Linked DNA regions of Homo sapiens: regions 2, 3, 4 and 5 are each linked to region 1. The links are chromatin loops, found by intact Hi-C in ENCODE. Cell type or tissue: ascending aorta. All regions are shown on one strand.

What was found. A loop is a pair of places that touch in the nucleus more often than their neighbours do. Peaks named below come from ENCODE experiments on the same cell type or tissue, not always from the same donor. Only the 100,000 strongest peaks of a DNase experiment are listed, where the experiment ranks them.
Region 2: it touches region 1 in a loop (2.5-fold over the local background); 5 of 110 quality-filtered maps call a loop at or near these places.
Region 3: a loop joins it to region 1, with 2.5 times the contacts of the local background. A loop is called at or near these places in 2 of 110 quality-filtered maps.
Region 4: it touches region 1 in a loop (2.6-fold over the local background); 2 of 110 quality-filtered maps call a loop at or near these places.
Region 5: a loop joins it to region 1, with 2.5 times the contacts of the local background. A loop is called at or near these places in 10 of 110 quality-filtered maps.

Annotation. Positions count from the first base shown.
Region 1 is chr5:171,594,026-171,599,025 of GRCh38, reverse strand. No RefSeq gene overlaps it. Among named protein-coding and RNA genes, the nearest start is that of FGF18, 180 kb to the right of the region's middle. In ascending aorta, a CTCF peak has its summit at 2,240; DNase peaks (open chromatin) are centred at 2,365 and 3,116; H3K4me3 peaks cover 369 bases; H3K27ac peaks cover 1,731 bases.
Region 2 is chr5:171,518,683-171,523,682 of GRCh38, reverse strand. No RefSeq gene overlaps it. Among named protein-coding and RNA genes, the nearest start is that of FGF18, 100 kb to the right of the region's middle. RefSeq lists enhancers at 801-1,332, 2,935-3,467, 3,468-4,001, 4,002-4,534 and a silencer at 3,084-3,378. In ascending aorta, a CTCF peak has its summit at 2,238; a DNase peak (open chromatin) is centred at 2,232; H3K27ac peaks cover 2,641 bases.
Region 3 is chr5:171,449,033-171,454,032 of GRCh38, reverse strand. It overlaps FGF18 (fibroblast growth factor 18), which reads right to left. Exons shown (of 5, transcript NM_003862.3): 4 at 4,780-4,886. Among named protein-coding and RNA genes, the nearest start is that of FGF18, 32 kb to the right of the region's middle. RefSeq lists an enhancer at 2,499-3,070. In ascending aorta, no CTCF peak of the experiment used is centred here; DNase peaks (open chromatin) are centred at 2,902 and 3,492; H3K4me3 peaks cover 1,381 bases; H3K27ac peaks cover 2,154 bases.
Region 4 is chr5:171,664,818-171,669,817 of GRCh38, reverse strand. No RefSeq gene overlaps it. Among named protein-coding and RNA genes, the nearest start is that of SMIM23, 120 kb to the left of the region's middle. RefSeq lists enhancers at 993-1,570, 1,571-2,149. In ascending aorta, a CTCF peak has its summit at 1,890; a DNase peak (open chromatin) is centred at 1,817; H3K4me3 peaks cover 891 bases; H3K27ac peaks cover 1,270 bases.
Region 5 is chr5:171,481,632-171,486,631 of GRCh38, reverse strand. The region is part of intron 2 of LOC105377721 (a long non-coding RNA gene); the gene reads left to right. Among named protein-coding and RNA genes, the nearest start is that of FGF18, 64 kb to the right of the region's middle. In ascending aorta, a CTCF peak has its summit at 2,032 (motif pointing left); DNase peaks (open chromatin) are centred at 2,115 and 2,621; H3K4me3 peaks cover 408 bases; H3K27ac peaks cover 1,133 bases.

The DNA.
Region 1 (5,000 bases):
CACCCATTTATTACTCACTCATTCACCCATCCATCCATCTACCCATCCTCCTCTTATCCACTCACCCACTCACCCGTCCACCTATTCATCTACCCACTCGCCCATTTGTCATGCACTCATCCACCCGTCCATCCATGTACCCATCCTCTTATCCATTCACCCACTCATCCACCTATCCGTCTCACACTCATCCATCTACCATCCACCTATCCACCTACCCATTTACCCATCCATCCATCCATTCGTCCATCCATCCATCCATCCATCCATCCATCCATCCATCCATCCACCCATCCATCCACCCATTAACCCATTTACTCACCTACCCATTCATCCACCCACTTATCCACCTACCCATCCGTACACCTATCTACCCACCTATCCATCCATCCATCCATCCACTCACCTATCTGTCTGTTTATTCATCCATTTACTTATTTACTCAGTGAACATTTTGAGCAACTATGTGCTCTCCCACTGTTGGGAAGATGTGCTGTTCTGTCTGTGATCTGATCTTCATCAGTTATAGACACAGTGCATACTGCCCCCTAGAGACTAGGGGATTGTCCTCAGTTTCCTCTATAGCCATGGATGGCAGAGAACATTCATTTGGTTAAAACAAACAAACAAAAAAAAAACAACTAGCTTAAGAAAACGGAAATCTAATGATTCATGTAACTGGAAAGCCCAGGTATAGGTCTGGTTTCAGATGCAGCTTGATTCAGGCCTCAAGTGCTATTTCCAAGACCTCGTGTCTGCATCTCTCAGCTCTTCCCTCCTCCAAGTAGTAGTAATGCTGGCAGCAGCCGCGGCCTCAGCCTCACATCCACCCAGGTTGCAGTCCAGCAAGAAAGATCAAAAATCTTCTCCAGAAACCCTACCCAGACCACATGGGCTGAGAATTAGAGAAAGATAGAACCCCAAATTAAATGGGGAGGAAGGATTAGAAGATGGGAAGGCAAGCGCCAAATACCTGCTACACATCCTACATGCAGGCACTGGGGATCCCCAGCTGAACGGGAAAGCTCTGTGTAGCATCTAGGGGCTGACATCCAAGGGGAGGCAGCAAACACACAAACCAACAAATGTAGAAATAAAATCACCTTGGATGGTTTGGACGATAATAACTGCTGGAGTGACAAACAGAGCAGTGTAGTTATAGCGACTGGAGTAAAGCTCTTTTAAAGAAATAGTCAGGGAATCTGACATTGAAGTCAGATCTGAATAAGTCGTCATCTGGGTCAAGAACTGAGAGAGAAACATTTCTGGCAGAAGGAACAGCAGGTGCAAAGGCCCTGTGGTGGGAATGTGTTATGCAAGTTCCAGGGACAGTAAAAGGCTGGAGAGGCACAGCGGGGAGCATAACCCAAGAAGAAGGTGAAGAGGTTGGAGGGGCTAGATCTTAGAGACTCTTGCAGGGCTTGGTGAGGAGTTTGAATTATATCTCCTCACCAATGGGCACTCAGGGTACACTTTTAATTGAGTAAGGAGATAATCTCATATAATTCTTTTTAGGATCCTTTTCAAAAAAATTTTTCATCAGGATATAACCTATACATGGTAAAGTACAAAAGCACATTCTTCTTAGGTGTACAGCTCAAGGTCTTTTTCCTTATGCCTACATTGGTGTACCCACCACCCTGATCAAAGTGGAGAACATTCCCAGCCCCCAGAGACCTCCCTCTGCCCCTTCCTACTCAACCCTTCCTCCCACAAGAGGTAGCCTCTATTCTGACGTAGGTCATCATAGGTTAATTTTGTCTGCTTTTGAACTGTATGTAAATGGAATCCTACAGTGTATGTTCTTTTGTGTCGCTCACCACTATGTGTAATTGACTCTCATGTTTCTGCATGTGGCAATGATTCTTCCTTTTTTACTGTTGCATAGTATTCCACTTTTTCCACTTTCCCTATGCTGGGAGGTGGGCCGTTTTTTGGTAGGATTGTCCTCAGTTTCTTCTTCAGTCAGCCTCGGGCTTGGGACAGGATGGATCAAACCCCATTTTGGGGATTGAGCTAAGAATTCAACCAGGATAGCACAAGACAGGCCATCTAGACTAGAAATTGCTAGATGCCCTCTCCTCCAGGCCTGACATCTCCCAGGCCCTGGGCGCCCCTCTCACCCACCTCCCTAACAACAAAGTTCAGGTGCTTGCGCTTGGCCGGGCAGAAGTTCTAGTAAATGCCAAGCCCCAGAGCCCCCGGTGGCCAGCGTGAGGGACGTCGCGGGAAATGAGAGGAGCTGCGGCTAGCCGCCAGGCAGTGACTCTACCACCAAAGAATGTGCTCTTGGCCAGGGTCTCCTTCCTCTCTCTTCTTGGCTCCTTCAGGCGGCCAGGAGTTGGCAGGCCCGGGTGCAGATAACGTCGAGAGCCCCAGGCCCTCTTCTGTCATCGCCTCCCCAACGTGAAACTCAAGATCTTGTTTATTTATGAGGAAATTCTGTTCTGCTGCTCGACAAATGGTGTATGGGGGCCAGGGCACATGGAGCGTGGAGCCGGCCCAGCCAGGCCCCAGCATGCTGCGCCTCTCTGCTGATGCAAGCTCAGAAGGAGAGCTGGCAGCGACTGGAGGGCCGGCCCAGCACTCCCTGGATGCCTCCCCCATCCCTGGATGGGGCCGGGGGTGGGGGAGGAGGGGTCCTTCTTTCTCTCAAGCAGCCAGAAACCCCTTGCCTTCCCTGAGAGGCCACAGGCAGTAACAGCCCGGTGGCTCGTCTGATGAACCTGCTGCAAGGCCAGCGCCAACCCTTCTCTGGGACTTGCTTCTCCCCCTACCTTCCTGGGAAGGAGGAATGAGATGGTGTATGTCAGTAACCAAGGGATGTGAGAGAGAAAATAAAATCTACCAATTTATTTTATGCTAATGTAAACGCACTACATGCCAGGGGTAAACCTGGCATGTAGTGGGTTTACATTAGCATAAAATGAATCAATTCAATTGATTCACCAACATTCAATTCAACTTGCCAACGATGCTACCAGGTAGATATGAGTGTCCTCACTTTTGATGAGGGGCTAAAGTTCAGAGTGATGAAATGACTCATCCAGGAACATAGAACTGGTAAGCATAAGAGATGTGACTCAAACCAGAGCTGGCCCACTCCACGTCTGCCATCTGGATGGGGTTGACTTGAGTAATCACTCAGAAACAGCCAGGGTCCAGCTGCAGCAAACCATAGATGAAATTGTTTTATATCTGACTCTAAATCTCACTCCATCATGCCTCCCTGCCTCTCAAAGTGACATGTCCTTTCATAATACATTCAACGGAGTCCCAAGTTGCAATGCAACATCCACTTCTGGATGAAGATTACCCGTTGTACTCCATCCCCATTTCAGATTAATCTGATTGAAAGACATGGCACTAGCTGAGCCCTCTTATCCAAACAAGGGTCATTTGCTGAGCCCAAATCTTCTGGAAACATTTCATGTGTGTGGGTGGAATTGGTGACTATTGAGCTGTGGTGCAAGCATGTGTTTGTGAAAGTTGCCCTTTCATCTGTGCTGCCAGAGCTATAGACCTAAAACAATAGCGAAACACTTTAAAATGACAGAAGACCAAATATGTCAGCTATGAAGTAAGTATAAATGGGTTAAATGCTTTTATTAAAAGTAAAGACTTTAGCTTCCAAACAACAAACAAGTCATTCTTTTTTTTTTTTTTCTCTACATTTTCAAAATATACCCACACTGAGTCCCAAATCTTCAAGGAGTTACCTCTGTCCTTCCCAGGCTACACAGACTCTTTTTCTTTTTTTTTTTTTTTGAGACAGAGTCTTGCTCTGTCGCCCGGGCTGGAGTGCAGTGGCGCGATCTCGGCTCACTGCAAGCTCCGCCTCCTGGGTTCCCACCATTCTCCTGCCTCAGCCTCCCGAGTAGCTGGGACTACAGGCGCCCGCCACCACGCCTGGCTAATGTTTTTGTATTTTTTAGTAGAGATGTGGTTTCACCGTGGTCTCGATCTCCTGACCTCATGACCCGCCCGCCTTGGCCTCCCAAAGTGCTGGGATTACAGGCGTGAGCCACCACGCCCGGCCCGGCTACACGGACTCTTACATCTCTGATTTCTCCAAAGCTTGCTTGCTTTATTTTTATTATAAAATATTTCAAACATACTTAAAAGTAAAGAAAATAGTGTGACATCCATTGATCTACCACTGAGATTTAATCAACGCTGATGTTTATCATCCTTTGTTTCAGTTTTTATAGTGATAAAAAGGTAAATCACTAACTTGAAGATGATTGTGTATAATTTCCCCACACATTTAATAACTTTTCTATGTATAGATGTAATCACAAACTCTATGTCGAATCATTTTGTGTTTTTAGAATTTATCTAATAATACCATGTTACAGATATGGTATATCCTTCTGCAACTTGCTTTTTTGAGAATTAGATATATTGAGACACATCGATGTATTACATTGATGTGACTTGCCAAACAATGCTCACTGTATACATAAATTACAGATTTTTTGTCCATTTACCCATTGATGGACAACCATTTCTATTTTTTTGCCATCACAAACAGTGCTTTGATGGATGTCTTTATCATAATCCCTTGCAAACTCAAGCTAGTATTTCTCTGTAATTCTCTGGAAGTGGAATTTCTTAGTTGGGCTGGTTTTAACACATCTGATGCCTATAATCTACTCTCCACTTTCCTCTCTATGGATGCAGTTAAAGTGGGCTTCATAAGCAGGATTTGAGTTGAGTCTTGGAACAAGAGAAGTCACAATGCTAGAAAGAAAAGTGAGCAGGATGGCAGGAAGAGGGAGTCACCAAGAGTAAGGGTCACATGGCAATAGGCCCTGTCATGCTCTCTACTGTTAGTTAATCCTGTGGGCTGGAGTGTGTGGGCATCTGTCATTGCAGCTGAGGACATCATATCCTTGGGTTTGTTCTGTTGGCATTATACTCATTCTTGTACCAGCTCCCATTTCAGAGCTGAAAGCCAGTGCTTTCCAATCGCAGCTGTGCATCAGAATCACCTGGGG
Region 2 (5,000 bases), 75 kb after region 1:
GATTCTGAAAAGTTGAGGGGCTGGCCTGTTGTCACACAGCCAAAGTGTAGCCAGCTCTGCCTAACCCCATTGCCCTCCTTCTTCCACTCCCCACAGCTGGTCCTACCACTGTGCCATGTGAGCTGTAGGCTCGGGTGTGATGCTGTAAGGAACACTGATGACAGCTCCCATGCAAAGTCCTTGTGCCATGCTGGGTGCCCTCCATCCATCATCTCATTAAACTCACAACAGCATTACAAACGGGGATCATTAAATCTCATTGTATAGGTGAGAACACTGAGGCTCACAGGAATGAAATGGTCTCCCTGGGCACACAAAGGAAGTAGGGGAGTTCCTTAAGTGCTGAATGGAATGGACCCACTGCTAAAGTGAGATCCCATTAACATGTGTACCATGCTTTCTGATGCACCTTCAACATCCGCTATTGACCACACAGCTAGCATGCACCTGCGCTCAACAATTAGTCATTGCATAGATGAATGGATGGATGGATGGATGGATGGATGGATGGATGGATGGATGGATGAATGGTTGGATGGATAAATGAATGAATAGATCCAGAGCTGACATATGAATCTTGATCCATATCAAAAACCAAAGTCCCAACTGAGCACAGTGGCTCACATCTGTAATCCTAACACTTTGAGAGGCCAAAGCAGGAGGAATGCTTGAGGCCAGGAGTCCAAGGCCAGCCTGGGCAACATAGCGAGATCTTGTCTCTACAAAATAATCTTTTAAAAAATTAGCCAGGCATAGGGACTTGCAGCTATAGTCCCAGCTACTCCAGAGGCAGAGGCAGGAAGATCGCTTAAGCCCAGGAGTTTGAGAGTTTGAGGCTGCAGCGAGCTTCGATCCTGCCACTGCACACTATCTTGGGTGACGACAGAGCAAGAACTTATCTCAAAAAAATAAAAAGAACCAAGGTCCCAATTCTGGCTCTACTCACCATCCGAGGCCTAGACCAGGGTCTAAAACCCGTGGATGCCCAGACGCCAGCTTCAAGGAATACAGACTCCCCAGGAGCTGGCCCCACAATGAAACCATTGCAAGCAGCCCTCACAATTCTGTCTCCCATCCTCGTCACCCCATAGAGGGGCCGGGGTCAGAAATGATGATCATGGCTAATCCAGTGAGTTCTCCAGCCACCTTCTAAGTGGTCACCCAATTCTACCTCTCCTTGAGTCATCTGAATGAGAATGTTGGAGAGTAACCTGAGACCGCAGGGAAATGGAGGCACAGAGAGGGGAAGGGACTTGTCAAGGTCAGTCAGCCTTGGTTCCTGGGGTTGAGCTTGATCTGCATGGAAAGAGCCTCAAACACCATTTTGTGCTAGCTCCCTGGGATCCTTTGCCTTGAGTACATTTTTATAGCTCCTTCTTTGCAGACGGAGTGCTTGGGGCCCAGACACAGTCCTTGTGCCTGTGGAGGGGCAAGCTGATCAGCCTCGAGACAGCCTCCAGCTTCACCGGCAGCCCTGACAGCTTATCAGACCCAATCAAACACACATCCAAAATGGTTTTCTAGGCCAGGGAGGAGGGTGGAATATTCATCCGGTCAAGCAAAGTGTCACACTGGTTGTCCATACTCTCAGCCTGGTATTCAGAGCACACCTCTCTGCGTTTCAGTTCATCTCCTAGCTTTACACTGTTGGCCTTCCAGCAGGGCTATAGCCACTGCAAGACCTTTGCAAATGCTATCTGTCCTTTCTGCCTGGAGGCACGTTCCTGCTTTATCCCTTGTAGAATTCTCACTCCTCCTGTAATGCCACCTTGGAGGCCCCACCCTTGAACTTTCCTCCTACCTGGCTCCTCCCACTTCTCCATCCCAGCATTCTGTTCCATCATGGCCTTGTGATGGAGTTGTCTCCTGCCCTGGACTGTGAGTTACGTGCAGAAGAAACCTTGTCAAATAATCTTGTTACCCATCCCCTCACTGGTCAATCCCAGCACCTGGCACATTTAAGGGTCTGTCCCTGATGTCCTGACTCTCTGAAGGCTTGACCTCTCCTGCAATCACCGAGCTCTGTTCTGAGATGTGATTTGTTCTGAAATGTTCTTACTAACTTGGGTGAATCCTCTGTACTGCAGAGGAATGCAGCCCTTTAGCAGCTTTTTCAGATGACTCACTAGGGGCTGAGGATGATTAAGGGAGCATTAATGTTACTCTTTTCTCTCCAGTTCCTAAAACCTCCCTGGCCTGCTCACAGATGTATTCCCAGCACCCGACACCAGGCTGGCACAGGCCTTGTTTCTTGCAAGAGGAAGAAATGAATAAAGGCAGCTCTCAGCCCAGCAGCCCCTAAGCTGTCTACATCTGCAGCTTTCCCTATCTCCTAGGGTGACATAACACAAATGTCACAGGTTGCAAGCTGAAGAGGCCTGGGGTTGAATCTTAGTTCTGCCTCCTCCCACAGTGAGAAGGTGGGCAAGTTCCAGGAGTGACAGTGCAGAATGCTGGAGCTTGCTGGAGACTTAAAGGTGCGATGGCACAGAGGCACGGGGCATGACTGCAGCTTGGGAAAGGTCTGTCCCACCCTCCCCCCATTGCCCTCCCTCATACCTCCCCCACATCTCAAGGGCCTTTGTCTGTTCCCATCTGCCTCTGCCCTGGGCAGAGGCTGCCCTGCCTGCCTGCAAGCTCTGCCTGCTGTTGCGGGGCAGGTGGGTCTGGGAGGGCCAGGCCCGGCCATTTCCTCCCTTCCCTTCCCGCCCCGCCCGCCTGCCTGCAGCCAGCTGTGGGGCAGACATTCCTAGGCCTGCTCATTGATATTCAGGAATGGAACTTGAGCCGGCTCCGGGTGCCCAGAGCGGGCAGGCGCTCAGACCCTCTGCTTGGGTTCTTCTGCCCATATTGGGAGGACCTCAACAGCCTCACCAGCCAGAAAGAGCATCCCAGGCCACCGACTCCAGCAGTTGGATGGCAGGGGAAACTGAACCCTGAAGTGGGGACCCCTCAACAGCCCCAGGGCACGCAGGAGTCTGGGGGTGTGGGTGGCTGAGATCTCCCGACTCGCTGCACAGTGCTCATTCTCTGCCAGCCGCCTGAGTTGCAAAGTGTCCCCAGAGCTTCCTGCTCCTCCAGGTGCTTCCGAGTCCTTCCCAGCCCCACACTGCTCTCCGGAGGCCCTGCCCAAGGCCCCATGGAGGGAGGGAGCTGGATCCCAGGCTGGGCTGGCCGGCCTTCCCACACTGTCTCAGCGGGAAGACAGGAGGCTCCTCCCTCCCAGCCGCAGATTGCCAAGCCTCCACCTCACACCTCTGGGTTTTTGCAGATGGGCTTGTTTTTCCTTGGGGTGTGAAAGAGCTGGTTGGTCATCGAAGGGGCCTCCTCCCCTCCAGGCAGCTGCTCAGGCCAGCCACAAACTCCCATCTCCCCAGGAGATGGCCCCTGACCCAGGGGTCACAGGGTGGGGAGGAGGTGGTACCCTCCCAGGACCAGCTGGGACGGGCCTTAGGGGGCCCAGCCCCGAGGACTGAGGCTCCCACCCCAGGAGGTGGCAAAAAGCCCCCTCCATTGCTCCTTGGGAAGCAAGATAAGCACCTTCCCCCCACCCCGTAGGTCCTTCTCACACTTCTCAGCTTCAGCTGAATCCTGTTGGACTCAAGTGTCCACAGGAAGGACACAGGACAAGGCCTCACATCCCTGTAAGGGGGTCCATCCCCTCATACACAGTTCTACAAGCTCCTATCCTCATGCTTTCTGCACAGTCTCTCCCCTGGCCCAGCTTCCAGCCTTCCCTCCTTCCAGAACCTTCTCCCAGGACCCTGAAGAACCCCAGCCCCACAAACAGCACACTGCCTCGCACACAGCTTCCTCCTCTTCCCAGCTCCTCCCTTCCATGGCCTTGGGGAGCCCCCTCTGCCTTGGGGACATCATTTCCTCCCCTCCCTCCCAAGAGAAGGCTGGCTTTCCTCTCTCACCTCAGGACAGGAGACAGAGGCGGTGTCCCCTTGCTTCCATGGCCACTTTCTGGCCTATGCTGCCCACACCTTCCCAAAAACACCTGCTCTCTCAGGACACAGGCTGTTTGCAACATCTCACCCCCCTCACTTGTCCACAGCCTCTTGGGCACTCTTCACTCCCTGAGGAGCCCCCCAACTGCATCTCTTGCCATTGCCCTGGGTCGCTTTGACACCCTCACAGACATCCCTCTCAATGTCCTGGCCCCTCTGTCTTGGACTTCCTCGTCACCAGTGCCCCTCCTCCACCCCGAATCAGCCATCAGGACTAGTCATCACAGAAACTGCACCACTTCCACCATCAAGGACCCAATCAGTACCTTCTTCACCGGCAGCCCTCTCTCTGTCTCTGGGGCTCGGGAGCTCCTGTACTGCCCGCTCCGTCCCCAGACTGTTCTCAAACACATCTCTCTCTGCCTCTGAGAGTTTCCACCCCATGGCTGCAGCCCAGATTCCACGGCCAGCACGGTCATCCCTGTCTGCCCTCTCTGCCTCCGCCACCCCCACCTGCCTGAGCTGCAAGCCTGGGTGACCCTCCAACCCACACCCCTGCTCCTGTGCCTGAACAGCTGAGCTGGGCCAGAGACACTCACCCTGAGGGGCAGCTGGCCTCTGTGCTCCCAGTCCCTGGCCCGCACTGGGTGATCCGCATCGCTGGCAGCCTCTCCCTGGGCCCCAGCCGGCTTCCTTTCCCTCTCTCCACCACGGCCGCCGCATCGTTCCTTTCCTCTCCTCGACCCACCCTCAACCTCAGCCTCAGCAAACTCCTCCCGACCCTCAGGAAGTGGTCTTGTCTTGTCTTGATCTTCATAAAGAAAATGGAGGCCTTCAGATGGGCGTCCTCGGATCTCCCCAGCTCATCTCCCTGCCCCGTGACTCTCCCCTTGTCTCCCCTCACCATGGAGATGGTGGCCCAGCCGCCATCCCCGGCCCTGGGTTCCTGACTCCATCTCTTCGTCCATCTTGCTCTCACCAATGCATTTTCTCCTGAATCTCCATTTCCTCGTTCTCTGCAGGGTGCCTTTTTTTTCAGCATTTTTT
Region 3 (5,000 bases), 140 kb after region 1:
TGCTGAGGTCAGGGCTGCTTCTCAGTTCTCTTGTTGCTGAGCACAGGTCTTAGCTCAAGACAGGGGTGCCCCGAGCATTTGGGGTTGAACGCATTTTCATTAGGATGGAAACGGTGGGATGACACATGAAAGGGGTTTCCTCCTGAAGAAAACAGACTCTCCCTCCTGGATCTGTTATAAATGTCCCAGAGACAAGCAGAAGCTATGAGAGGTCCCTCCTGAGACACACTGATTAGGGAGACAAAGCAAGCTGAGCCCTAGAAATTGTCTCGCACACTTGGTCTCCCTACTCAGTCATTAACCATTTATTGATTGCCAACTACAGGCCAAACATTGCTACTTCCATTACTGCATTTCATCCTCTTCTTCAGCTCTGCTTGGTAGAAGAAAGCAGAGCTCAGAAGCAAATCGGCCTTGCCCAGGGTCATGGAGATTCTAAGTGGCAGAGCTGGGATTTGAACCTGCCCTAGCCACTGCAGCTCACTTCTCCTCTGCCCAGTTCCAAAGAGGTCCACAAGGGGGAAAGGTGAGGAGCAGGTGCTGCCCATCAAAACATCTCGCCTCCCCCAGGCCCACATAGCCACCATTGGCACAAAGCGAGGTTTTGGATGTACAAGGAGCTACCCAGTGCCAGTCACGCGGGCTCAATGCATGTCTGGGTTTACTTAAAAGGGCTGAAGAGCTAGGCTTTGGGCTGAAATTCACGAATCTTGGGAACCAGCCCTGGGGCTATGATGATCACAAGTTCCCCTGCGTGACCTCAGGCAAAAATGGATAAGAAGCTAACAGCAGGCTACATCCGGGCTTGACGCTTGCCTCTGCTCCTGGCTACCTCTATGACCCTGCTCACCACAGCAGAGACTCCAAAAACAAAAACACCTGTGCTTGGGCCCGACCCCCGGAAACTCTGACTTAATTGGTTCAGGCAAGGCAGAAGCATCAGTATGTAGAGAGTAAGTGAATATTCCATCCCAGAACCCTGATGATGTAGCAGAATTTGATCTCTTTCCTACTACCACCTCCAACCTCTTGCTTCCCAAACTGGAGCCCTAGTCCTTCCATTTGATCTGAAGACGGAATCCTGATGACCTCATCTGGCCCCTAGATCCAGTCTTACCTGAAACTAGAACTACCCCCTGGACTGTTGGTTTTTGTTGTTGTTGTTTGCTATATAAGCCCCGTATTCCCTTTTTGCTTAAGGCATTTTAGGTTAAGTTTCAGCCATTTGCAACCAAAGCCATCTTAACAAAGATGTGCTGGTGGGCAGAGCACTCCCCTGCCCTGAAAAGGTCTGTGGCTCTATGTTGCCCCAAAAAGGACTCATCAGTGATCGCAATAGGTGGTGGCAGATGAGAAAAATACAATCTGGGTTGCGTCTCCAGAGATGGGGAAAAAAATGCCTAGCACATCATGCTAGACACTCAACAACTGTTTACAAAATGAAAGGAAGCGCCACCTCCTGGGCCAGGTGACATGGGTTCCAGAGGGTAGCAAGGAGAAGGGGGGCCGCCTGAACATGCAGGGGCTGGGGACACAGCTTTGGCATCTGATTGGTACAATGCAGCAGAAAGAGTAACTCCAGCAAGGGCCTGCAACCTCTGGAAAGCTCTGTCAAGGGCTCAATGCAGGTACCCTTGCTGTGGCCAGAGATGTGCAGGGTTGGCACACAGATGGCCCAAGGAAGCTGCCCCATTGAGCCACTCCAAAGGAGTTGGCACTGGAGCTGAGACCAGGCGTTCCCACAGGTGAAGAAGTGACCTCGTGACCTGGCTCCAAAGGGGAAAGGGACTAACACTTAGCAAGTGCCTACCTGCTTACTAAGTGCCCAGATTATCATTCCCATTTTACAGATGACGACGCTGAGGCTCAGCAAGGCCAGGGCGCTTAGACTCCCTTGGGTTGATGTGAATAATTCAGGCTGTAGCTTAAGAGTCAATCCACAGACAGCAGGAACCATGTTTCTATTTCTTTGGTGCCCCCGGAGCCCTTTGGCCAGGTACACAGAACTCAGATGAATGGATGCAGAATCCGCCCTCAGGGAGTTCCCAGTGTGACAGAGGATGCAGGCACAAAGACAAACAGTGACAACCCAGGTTAGCAGACAGGCAACAGAGGGCTGTGCGAGGGACTGTGGGGCTCCGGGGTGGGTGGGCTGACAGAGGGGTCAGGGAATGACCAGCCAGGACTCAGGGCAAGTGGACAGAGGGAAGGGCAGTCCCGGCAGAGGGCACAGCATGGACAGTGCCCGAAGGCCCCGTCCATGGAACAGCGGTGCTCAGTGCCACGCATCTGGAGCATAAGGAATCCATGTGCCCGGGGAGGCTCCCCAGGGCCTTCGGTGTCCCATAGCAAGGTGGGAGGACCCATGGATGGGTTTGGAGCTGGGTGGGGGTGGAGGGCAGGTCATGTGCCGCCCTCCAATGCCGTATGTGCTGTAGAAAGCCGAAGGTGGGCAGCGGGGAAAGGCCTGGAGATGCAGAAGCCACACGCCAGGCGGCTGGGGCAACGATTTCCGGGATGGTAGGAGGCCAGAACAGAGGCGGTGGCAGGGGTTAGGGCAGGAGGGGACACCCAGGGCCTAAGGTACGACTGGGCAGGGAGGCTGTGGAGAGGACCGCAGCCCAGGAGCCAGATTCCCGCCTCGGGGGCCAGAGAGCGAGGGGGCGCTGGGCGGGGCAGAGGTCAAGCCTGGACAGGTGGATTTGGTGGCGTCCTCGAGTCCCCCGGGTGGGCCCAGAAGACAGGAGGCTGGCAAGGGTTGGGGTCGGGCGTGGAGGCCTGGGCGGGAGCGGGGGAGGCGCCGGGGGCCGGGGCCGGGCCTCCCTCCGCTGCGCCAGGGTGCGCCGCGCCAGCTGAACCGTCACCAATATTAATGACGGGAGAGAGGGCGAGGGGGCAGGAAATCGGAGCCGGCTCCTGTGGAAGCGGTGACTCAGCGGCTCGCCCGCGGGCGGGAGGCGGCCGGCGGCGGGGTGGGGGGGCGGCCCGAGGGGACGGGGCTGCTCTTTTGACCCCCGCGCAGCCCTCCTGGGGTCAAGATGCCGGGAACAGCACGCAGACGGCGAGGGCGGGCCGCGGCGTGGGCACGGGCACTGGCGGGTGCCGCTGGCCCCTGCTGGGGGAGAAAGAAAAACGAGCCGAAAACTCAAAGCAGGTTGGGCCTGGGAGGCGGCCCAGGCGGGCAGGAGAACAAAGCGCCTGACGCGGGGCTGGGCCGCGCCGCCACAGGAAACGACCGGCCAGGCCAGGGGGACCGGCCAGGCTAGGGGGACCCGGCGCCCGCGCCCCAGTCCGTGGCCCCGGCCCCGGCCCCGACCCCCCTCGCCGGCCGGCCAGCCTCGCAACGGCGGAAAGTGAATCACTAATTAAAACCACTCCTCGGCATCCCGGAGCCGCGCTCTGCGGATTACTATTATTTTGCTCTTTGAGAAGCCTCAGTTGGTGTGGGCAGTGCGGCTGGAATCTTTTCCTTCCAAACCGGGCTTTGAATCCCGCCGAGCTGTAGTGTGGGACCTGGGACAAGTGCCCGGGCGTGGCCAAGCCTCGGCTTCCTCATCTGTGGAATGGGGATGGTAGCGGTGGCAGCCTCCTGGGATTCACTGGGAGCGTTTCAGTTCAGTGCCGGGCAGAAAGTCAGTGCTCAATTAGCGGAAGCTATTATGACAGTAATTATTAACAAAATAATGCGACAATGCCCTGGCTGGGATCTCTGGCCTGTTACATCCTCCCCAGCCTCTTGGTATGGGGGAAAGGGAGAGGGATAAGACTTGGGGGATTCAAAAAATCAAAAACATGGCTTCAGCAAGACTGAAGTCATCTCCCCCACCCCCAACAAGATGTAATGAACCGCAAATAATCAGCCAGGGCATTGCCCCCAAGCACAAGCCCATCCCCCTTAGAATCCAGGCCTACCCTCCACCCCACTCCACCTGTCCAGGCAAAACCCCCTCAACCCTGGTTGTACAAACTGCATATGGGAGTCAGTCCCTGCAGAGAGAAGGGGACAGAGAACCTGACCCTACCATAGAGCTCCTGTGGATAACACCTTCCATTGGAACACCCAGAGGAAGCCAGTTCATGACTTTTGCAAACAAGCGCACCCAGGAAACGAACAGGGGTGCTGAGAAGCAGCATCATTGGAGACTCAGATCCCCACACACGTGGGTCTCCCCAACCCGAGGGTCCCCCCAACCTGCACCCCCACTCCTGCCCCCACCCTAATTTGTTAAATGCAGCTCTCTTGCCAGTTTCAAAGTAATAAAATCTTTCTGAAATGCTAGAACCAAGAGGCCCAGCGCTGACGAGGCGGCCAGGTTCCAGAGGTCACTGCTGCAGGACGGTAAGCCCCTGGCAATTGTTAAAACGATCGATGCAGCCACAGCCCTTGGCCTGCCGGTTCCTTGCTCCCAGACGTCAGGGACATGTAGCCGGGGTGCCCCAGAGCCCCTCAAGGATTCTCCCACTACCAAGCAAGCCAGAGCTCCACACCCAACAGGAGAGACACAGCCATGGATACCTCAGCCTGGTGAGTTCAAGTGCCCGGGGAAGAGAAGTGGGGGATGGGATGGGGTGAAAGGAAGAGATTACAGTCTCTCTCTCTCTCTCCTGTCTCTCTCTCTCTCTCTCTCTCTCACACACACACACACACACACACACACACACACACACACACGGCCTGTTTTCCATTTGGGACTGACAGTGCCCTGGACACATTGTTCCAGCTCCCAGAGCTGCCAGAGGGGAACCCGAAGTTCCCGGGAATCCCAAACCATCACTCACCTTCCCCACGAGCTTGCCTTTGCGGTTCATGCACAGGTAGAATTCCGTCTCCTTGCCCTTGATCCGGACTTGACTACCGAAGGTGTCTGTCTCCACTAGGAGCTGGGCTTCGAAAGGCAGAAGGAGAACAAGACACATTTTATTACCAGGGGCAATGGCTTGGTCTAAAGGCTCAGTGACATGGTCCCTGGTCCTATCTTTGGTCCCTCACTCCCCCAAAA
Region 4 (5,000 bases), 71 kb before region 1:
AAGAAATCTTGATGTAGAAAGTTTGAAAAACACATAGAAATATAAAGAAGTAGGAAAAAATCACCCATAATCCAATCATCCAGTAATAACCAGTTTACACTGTGGTATTTTTCTCTCTAGAGTTTCTCTCTGGGCTTTTGTTTTTTAAATAAATGTGATACTTGGCTTGAGACCCATCCACTTCCCAAACTGGATGAGATGAGGCCTGTAACATCCTGAAAATATATATATTTCAGATTGTAAAATGTAATATGCTCATTAGAGAAAATCTAAAAAAATTTCAACAAGGATGAAGAAAATTAAATTAAAATTCCACCACGTAGAGAATTAACATTGGGGTGAATTTCCTTCCCATCTTCTTTCTTTACATTTCTTTGATTATCATACACATGTTTACCTAATTTTGCATTCTACTTTTTTTCCTTAACATTATGTCATGAGCATTTCCTCCCGTTATTGCACATTCTTTCAAGGCTACATAATATTCCTGGGTATGGACATTACCTACCTTATTTAACTCTTCCTTTATAATGAATGTTCGATTTTCTGAGCATTAGTTTTTTTTACAAATGCTTGCCCACAGCTCTTTTATTTCTCTAGGATTGATTCCTTCAGGAGGAATTACTGGGTGAAAGTGGATGAATCTTTTAGAGAATATGAATCTTTTAACACATACTGCTACGTCGTCCTTTGGAAGGGCTGTAACTGGAGCAGTGCAGGGGGGTACCTACTCCATTATACCCTTGATTTAACCTTGAGAGCTCTGCCTGTTTTACTTTGCAAAACGCTATTGCTACTTGAATCATTCCTGAGCTAGGACCCAAAATGGCTACTGCCTTCACTGGGCATGGCTTTGTGACATTAAGTCAGCCAGTTAACTCTTGACTCCATTTCCCCATTCTTACCACGATGTGTTCTTTAAATTCAGATGATTTCAGCTTAAAGTTGGAAATACTGGTTCACATTCCAGCTTCAGCTTTTTAAGATTGTATTTCTTAATCTGCAAAATGGGAATAATACCTAGATTACAGAATAATGATGATTAAAAAACAAAACAAAACATCACAACAACAAAATACGTAAATTGCTTAACACCATGCGCGGCACATAGCAGATGCCCAATGAATATTACAATTATCTTCTTTCCTCTCTTTATCCTCAACATAGAAAGCATTTGAAAAGTCAGGAAAAGTAGCATTAATCTATCAGATTTCTAGTTGAAGAGACCAAAGCTCAGAGAAGTGAAGTAACTTGCCTAAAGTCCTGGTAGCTGGTAAAAGACAGCATGAGGTCCACTCCCAAGATCTAAAAGAGGGGACAGCTGCAGGGCTAAATACGGCCTAGGCATCTGTTTTATTTGGCCCACATAACCAAAAATAAGTAAGAAAATAGGATAAAATTAAATAAAGACAACGTTTAAAAAGAGGAGCTTTTACATCCAGATATGATTTCTGGTTTTTCTTGAGAAACATTCAATCTGGTGACGGGGCTGGTGGAGTCCACTGGTGCCTGTCCCCTTTGCAGAGGCCACGCATTTCCAGTTCTCCAGGTCTACACTGGGTGTCCGTGGGTTTGAGATACTGCGCGGTTCCTGGGTGCACTGGAGTTTGCGACCCCTGCTCTGACCCACTGTGATATTTCAATGTAGGGCTTCTGGCCACCTCCCAGGGTACGCGCTCCCGCTAACCTCAGACGGCGCGGGCCCGGACGCCCGCCCCGAGGCCGGAGAATTGCCCACCGAGCCAGGTCCTGCGGAGGCCCGTTGTAGTCAAAGAATGTGAACGTACATTGTTCTCCGCCCAGCCGCATTCATGCGGGGTGAGCTCACCCTGGCCCGCTGCCTCCTTCCCCCAATCTCTCCAATTAAAAACATATTACCTTCCCGCTCCGCCAGGAGCAGCCCTGGGCCGCAGCTTTATTTTATAAACACATTTAGACAAGTTCAAAAAGGAATGATTCATGCTGGACCTGAGCACTCCTAAAGGCGAGGGCTGCTGAGCATTTTCACAGGGCACGCATCCTGAGCCGGACCAGGCCCGGCCCTCGGGGGGTATCATCTCTCCCGCTCGAAGGCCGGGATTACCTGGATGCAGCTGGAAGGACTTACCCACAAGGCCACCTTTCGGCACTCCCAGCGCAGCCTCAGTCAGGGGTTGCGCCCAGACCAGATCTAGCCACCGGGGGCTCCCGGAGGGGAAGGGCGCAGGCCCTGCCCCTCCCCCGCTGGGAGGCTTCCTCTGATCCCCAATCCTGTCCCCCAACCCCAGTGACCCCTCCTCCTCTCTCCTGAGCGGCTCAGCTCAGAGGCTTCCAGGCCCACCCTACCACCCTGGGTGAATTCCCTCCTTCAACCCACTCCATGCAGCACTCCTGGAGGGTGTACCCTGGAGGGTCTTTTATGCTCTTTCCACAGAGCCAGGCTTAGTGTCTGGCACAAGGAAGGGCACGCGGCAGGTGTCAGATAGAATCACAGTAGCAAGAATGAGGAGCTTGTTGAACAGACAGCATTGAGAGGATGCCAGGCACATACTTAGTAATTTACATCTATTCTTTCATTTAATCATCACAAGCACCCTGTGAAGTAGGTGCTGTTTGTGACAAGGCCATTTCACAGATGAGGAAATTAAAGAGTGGCGGGATTCGGTTTCAGCTGGACTTTACCTACAGGGTTAGCCTTAGCTGTCAGAAGTGAAAGAGCCCATTGGCCATTTGATCTTGTCACTTGACTTGACAGGTCTACAAACGGAGGCCTGGACAGGGAAAGACGTCCCTGAGACTATAAAGGATGGCGTAGCCTCAGCAGGAGACCCAGCTCCCTGCCTCTGTGGGGCACCACGTCGTGCCAGCCCCTGGCATCACGCCTGACACATAGTACGAATTCAGTGGATATTTCTGAAGGAGTGAATTTTTTGTGACACTCCCCCTCAGACCTCAGTTACCCCGACTGTATCTTACTCATATCTGAATCCCCAGTGTCCAACATCAGACCTAGAACAAAGTAGGTTCTCTAAGGATATCTGTTGAAGCAATGGATCAGCGTCTGATTGTGCCATTAGCCACTGCACTTTAATCCTTCATTATTAGTTTACAGTTACTGGGTTATTAATTTTCTCTCCTCAACTGAAGGGTAAACATGGGATCTTCTCCCTCCTTCATAGGCACGGCTATGCTTGGCACACAGAGGTGCTAATTCCATGGATGATCACTCACTGGTTCTTGCCCTCATTACTCTCTATTGAGCACCTACTATGTGCCAGGCACTGTGCCAGGTTCTGGCCAAGAGGTGTGATACAAAGGCAAGTCCAACCATGACCCACCCCCAGGAATGACCACGGTAGCATCCCGCAGCAGCTGTCTCTGCTGGTGCTCACTGTGACCATGATGGGTGGGACTGTGGGGGCCTCGTCTAACTTCAGAGGAGTCTGGGATGAGGAAGTTGTCTGAAGTCCTTGGTCTTCTCTGCCCATTCTTCACCAGTCTTCCTAACCCCAGTCAGTCCAGTGGTGCCAATCACCAGGAGCAGGAAGTTGCCAACTGTATTCTGCTCATTGATCCAGTCACTCAACAAACCTTTATTAAGTGTCCACTGTGTGCCAAGTCCTGTAGTTGTAAGAAATAGACTGCACTTGGCTGGGCACGGTGGCTCATGCCTATAATCCCAGCACTTTGGGAGGCTGAGGTGAACGGATTGCTTGAGCTCAGGAGTTCAAGACCAGCCTAGGCAACATGGTGAAACCCCGTCTCTACTAAAAATGCAAAGATTAGCTGGGCATGGTGGCACATGCATGTGGTCCCAGCTACTTCACGGGGCTGAGGCTGGAGGATCTCCTGAGCCTTGGGAGGTGATTGTGCCACTGTACTCCAGCCTGGGAGACAGAGACCCTGTCTCAAAAAAAAAAAAAAAAAAAAAAGGAAAAGAAAAAAGAAAGGCAGAAATAGCCCACAGTCAGGAGCAACCTTGCCAGAAGTGTCTGTATTCATTAGAAGGCTCATGGGGCCAAGTGAGAAAACGTAGGTTCAGGCAAAGGGGGAACTGATGAGCACCTATCATCAAACACAGGGACGGCCTCAAGCACTGCAAAGAGTCTTTCTCTATATATCATATCTTTGCCTCTTCTTCTTAGGGCTGGCCTTTTTTCCCTTGTCACAATAAGATCATGGCCACTGTCAATATTAGGGCTCAGGATTCCCAACTTCACCCCCTTATCAGTCTAAATAGAAAATCCCCAGGGAAGCTGAAAACAGAAGAGAAGGTGCTGCTCCAATAACATAACAGAGTGGGTGACAATAAGCCTGTTTCTAGGTCATCCTTTTAGTGTCCTTGGCCTGTTTCATCTTGATTCCTATATCTAAGAGCCTGATTCATAGATGATTTGATGGTGAGGTGAATGAGTTACATGATTTTGGTTGTAAGTAGATTTTCTAAAAATAATTGTTGTTGGGAAGGGTATTCAAGAGCTCTCATAGAATTCAAAGACGCACAGAACAATGAGTCACAGAAAAGAAGGACCCCAGTGGCCACAGGTCTTCCATGCTTGGGGTTCACAGAACCTTTTCCTTATAGCATCGCCCTTTATGGGATTCACCTCCAACAACAACCAGGCTCAGTAGTTCCAGCAACTACCAGTTCAGTTCCAAATGTCAGATCCATGGGGAACAATTGGAATTGGCCTGGTGTGGGTCACTTGCTCATTGTATGCCAAAGAGCAGGTTCAAGAGGTCGGGTCACATTGTACTAATATGACAACTCTTATCGGAGCCCTGGGTGGAGGGTGAAGCCCAGGTGATGGTTTCCAGAAGATGGTGATGAGCAACCAAGCCACAGAAAGCACTGGCTGGCAGGGGGCACCCTGATTTTGGGTCAAAGCTCTTCCATTGGGAAAATCCAGGTTGCCTGCCTTCCAGGGAAACCACTTGGCTTAGAGGAATCAACAGGGGTTTGGGAGTCGGAATTGGATATAAATCCTTGTTCCACCACTTCCTAGGTGTGTGACCTTGAA
Region 5 (5,000 bases), 110 kb after region 1:
AGGAACTGTTTTAACGATCTATCGCTGCTACGTAACAAGTCACCTCAAAAGGGACTACGCAAGGGTGTCAATAGCAGGCATGCTTCACTGAACCAATCTAACAGTCTACACAGGTGCTCCAGCAGGGCAGAGTAGAACAATGTGGGACCTTTGAGTCCAGCCAACCAGGGTTCAAATCCCAGCTGCGACACTTCGCAGCTGGACGACCCTGAACATGCCACTTAGCCTCTCTGAGGCTCTGTTTTATGCATCCTCATAGAGGGGTGAAAGCACTGTGGCCTTGGGGACTCTTGGGCTCCTGTACCCCCCACCTCCTCAGCTTCCACCCACTTTTATCCCTTAAATATTGGGATTCTAGAAACGATTCTTCTAAAGAAAGAGAAGCAGCAGAATGCGGAAGTTAAGTCACAAGCTCCAGAGTGCCTACCTTGCAGGGCTGCTGTATGGATTCAGAGTGATCATGCTGAGCCCTGGGCCTGGTCCCCACTAAGTGCTTCACACACATTATTGGTTCCCATGTCCCCAGCCCCAGCGGGACCCACCTGACAGTGTTCCCCCACTGCAGGATATGTCTTGTACATACTGCAGCTACATTTAATTCCCCCAGCATCACTGCAGAAGTCAGACAATTGCAGAGATTCGACTCCTACAAAAGAACAAGGTGAATCCCAGGTGGGACCTGGGTAGGAATTCACTGCATTACACAGAAACAGGACTTCGCATGGTACGGAGACCATATCCCCCCCTAGTGCTCCCAAGCTAGACACACAGCCAGGGGGTCATTGATTCAACTCACATGACCACAGTCTGCTCCAGGACCCAGGATCCTACCCAGGAGGGGGTTTGGGACTGCACACTACTCAGAGGTGAGAAAAGGGCCTCTTGTTTACTATGGCTTGGGGGAAAGACTGATGGAGATTTAGGGGACCCACATGTCCATCCCCCAAGCCACCCCTCGGCTGCCACTGCCTATGACAGCCGACATGTCCCAGAGTCTCTAGTCAGGGTGGAAGTCTCTTCATCAGGGATATAAGGTTCTCTGCCCAGTTGCTGAGGCCAAAGATTAAAGCATCTACCCCTGTCACCTGAGGCCTGGACCTTATCTCAAAGTCAAGGTAGCACCCACAGAGGGAGCAAGTAGTGGTCTGGGGGCTCTACCCCTAACCAGCTCTGGGCCCGTGGGCAAGTCCCTGCTCCTGTCTGGGGCTTGGAGAGGGGGGCATTCGATCAGGGCTTTTCAAACTGGCCTGGAAAGCTTCAGGCTCCTGTACCCCCACCTCCTCTGCTTCCACCCACTTTTATCTCTTAAATGTTGGGATTCTGGATAAGATTCTTCTAAAGGAGAAAAGCAGCAGAATGCAGAAGTTAAGTCACAAGCTCCAGAGGCAAAGAGACCTGGGTTCAAATGAGCAAGGTTGGGCAAGACACTTCACCTCATTGATCCTCAGTCTCCCCATCTGTAACAGAAATAATACTGGAACATACCCCCGTTTGGGTTGTTCCTAGTATTAGGGGAGATTGTGTATATAGAACTCTTGGTATTGTGTTTGCCACATGGTGAGTGCTCTATGGATGTAACCTACCATTATCATTATTTTGAAAAGCTGCCGAATTTTGTGAAGGTTTACAAACGTTTCCTTTGGTGGTCTCTGATCTCATCAATCCTAGCCTCCACCTTCAGCTCCCATCCCAGCCATCCTCCCCACTGCAGTGGCTGACTCTGGGTGCCATGAGGCCTCTGCATTGGGCCTGGGACTCCACTGCTTAGACCTGGTTGCTGGTCCCAGCTCTGTCACTGACCAGCTGGGTGGTCTTGGGTGAGTCATTTTACTTCTCCAGACCTCGGTCTTGTCATCTGTTAAGTGGGAATGATGTCACTGTATACCTTCTAGGGGTGTTGTAGGGATTAGTACAGCACCTGACACATAATAAATGCTCAATAATTGCTGTAACGATTACGTTTAGTTGGGGTAGGCCGTTTGGGTTTTATTTTTTTAATCAAGTTGTGGGGGGGTGGGCGCCCTCTAGTGGTGAAGCCCCACCTGGTGGGGGGTGCCTCAGCCTTTAGCCTGGGTGGGGAGGATAGTGAAGGAAGGACCTGTGGACTCACATATTAGACGGGGACCTTCTTGGAACCAGGGGTGTGTTCCAACCTAGGGCTACCACAGCCGACCCTGGGACCAGTGATCTGTACGCTGGCTTGGCAGGGAGGGCAGAGAAGGAAGCTCTGGCTTAGACCCCTGGGTAAACATCTCTGCAAAGAAGGAAGAGACAGTGGCCACCATAGAGAGAGAAGACAGGCATGAGAGGGTGCAGAGGCAGTTCTCATTCTCCCCTCTTCTATTGCTAGACACACCCTCACTACCATCCTCCCAGTCCATTTTACGGATGGAAAAACCGAGGCCCACAGAGGTAAAGGCGCTCTCCTGCGGTCACACAGGACATCCAAGGCAGAACGCATGCCAGCACCTGAGCTCCAGGTCCAGTGCTCTCTGCTCCACACTACAAGGTCAGCTTAGCCAAGCCAGGTGACGGGAAGCAGAGGACATTTCATTGAATCATACAGTGAAATTTCGAAGAAGGGGAAAAAAGCAGCAGGCGGAGTTCCCAGGGCTGGAGCCCTGCCCAGCTAGTCCCAGAGCTCAGGGAGGGTGGGAATGACGCAGCCTGGGCCCATAGCGGTCTCAGGAGCACCATTCGCCGGGAATCTGCAGGCAACGGCAGCCAGAAGGGCTGCAGAGGCTCTGGGAAGGACGGCTGAGCCGGCGGCGGCCCAGGCTGACTCCACAGGGACGCCAGGATTCCCTCCATCACAGAATCCAAGAGGACCCCCACCTATCCCCAACCCCCACACACACAAACACAGAGAATAGCCCAGGCCCAGCAGAGCGGACGGGCAACAGAAGCCTCCTCTGCAAGGAAGGGGTCAGCCTGGAGCAGAGAAATCCCCGCAGACCCATGAGAGGGGCGGCCACGAGCAGGAGTCCAGGCCCAGCTGTGGGCCGGGGCTGAGGCCGAGGGTTGGAGGCTGTGGACACGGCCAGCTCCCTTCCCTACTCAGACAGGCTCCCTTCCTGTCCTCCAACCTGGGAGGCCTTGCCTGCTATGTGTCCGAAAAGCTTTCTCACGAGTTATAGCTCAGCTGAGACTCACAATGCCTCTGTCGGATCATCCCAACCTACAGGCGAGGAAGCTGAGGCTCCATGCGAGGAAGGGGCTGCAGGCTTTCAGAGCCATTCCCACCCAGCATGACTGTCTGACATCACCCCCTTTGACATCCTGAGATCTGCAGCATTAGGCCAGGGGAAGGAGGGCATGGATCTGGTCAGCCACTGGCCCCCAGGACCCTAGTAAAATGCTATCCCCTACCCCAGCACTTAGCAGCTCCCGAGCCCCAGTGATCACGCACTCCCAGGGCAAGATGTGGAAGGAGGTGGTGCATGATGACACAAAGAAAGCAGGCTTTGGCTCAGCTGGACCTGAGTTCAAATCCTGGCTCTGCTGTATATTTTCTGGGTGACCTTGGACATGTCATTTGCCTCTCAGCTACCCAGTTTTCTGAGCTGACAGAAAAGCATAGTATCCTCTGCACATGCCGTTCGTAGTAAAAGTAAGAGCTACCGTTTATTGCACCCTTTAAGATCAGGTCCTGTTCTCATCACTGTCGCTGCTTTAGATGATCTAAGCCTTTCAACAATGCCCCAATATATTATTACTCATAGCTCCATTTGCAGAGAGGAAACAGAAATATCTAGGAATAGGCAGAGCGAGGATTTGAACTCAGCCTGTCTGGTCCCTAAATACTAAGTTACGGTGTCCATTTATCACATAGGAAAAGCACATCACAGATGTCAGATGTGCTATGGGGCTGGAAAGTTTGGGATGAGTGGAGATGGCAAGGTTCAGAAACAGATTGACCAAGGAGTGCCCGTCTCTGCCAGGATCCATTTGGACCAAGCTCATACCCTGGGTTGGGAAGAGCTCCGGTTGTACTCTGGGGTCTCAGCTCACAGCTCCAGCCCGGTCCCTTCATCAAATCATCTACTTCTCAGTAGTCACTGAGGCTCTCTTTTGGGCCAGGCCCAGGACTGGACACGCAGGCCAAGGCAGATGAGGGGCCCAACCCCACAGCCCCCTCATGTGGGAGGAGGCCTTTCTAGATGCCATGATGGTGAGGAGGCAGGAAACCAGGGCATCTCTATGGTAGGTGGACTCACTGCCTGATGGAAAGAAGCTCTGCTCCCAGGGCTGAGAGGCCAAGCTCTCCCGGGGCCCCTCCCTGCCCAGGAGCTGCCACTTTAAGAAGCCTGGCTGGCCCCTTTAAGGAGCAATGGAGTGAGGCTATTTCCCACTGTGTGCCCCCTCCAGCTGCAACTAGAAGACTCCTGGCTTTCACACCCAGGCTGAGCTGGGGATAGGGAGCCCCCTGCTCCTCCCTTGACCTCCTGGCCACCCCTTGACCCACCGCAGCCCAAAGTTCCCATGCCTTCATGCCTTGGTCCCAGAACCTCAGTGGCCCCCATCATCCCATCCGCTCTTGATCTGTTCCCTGGCTGGGACTCCTGGCTGGGGCTGCACAGCCCTTCCCTTCCCACTCCGTGCTTGGCAGAGGGGTGAGTGTCTGTTCTCGAGCTGGGCCCAGGGGGCTGGCCGAGGCCAGCGAGTGGAAAGGGAGGTGGAGGGCAGGGCTGTCTAAAAGGAACCCCCTTTTCCAAGGAGCCAGCTCCACCCACCACAGGGATGTGGGATGAGAGCAGTCAGAAAGGGGGACCGGCCCAAAGTGAGTGCTGGAGAGCATCTATCTGCACAGAAGACTGAAGAAAGTGGTTAGGCTTCTGGGAGAACTGATTAACCAAGGAGAATCCAGACTCCTGCAAGAACGGAAAGTCCCCATCTTCCTGGGAGTCTTGGTCTTCAGTCGGAGGAAGGCACACAACCATACATCCAGAAAAGCACCCACTCTGCACCTGCACCCTGCTAAGCACCTCACAGGTCTGATG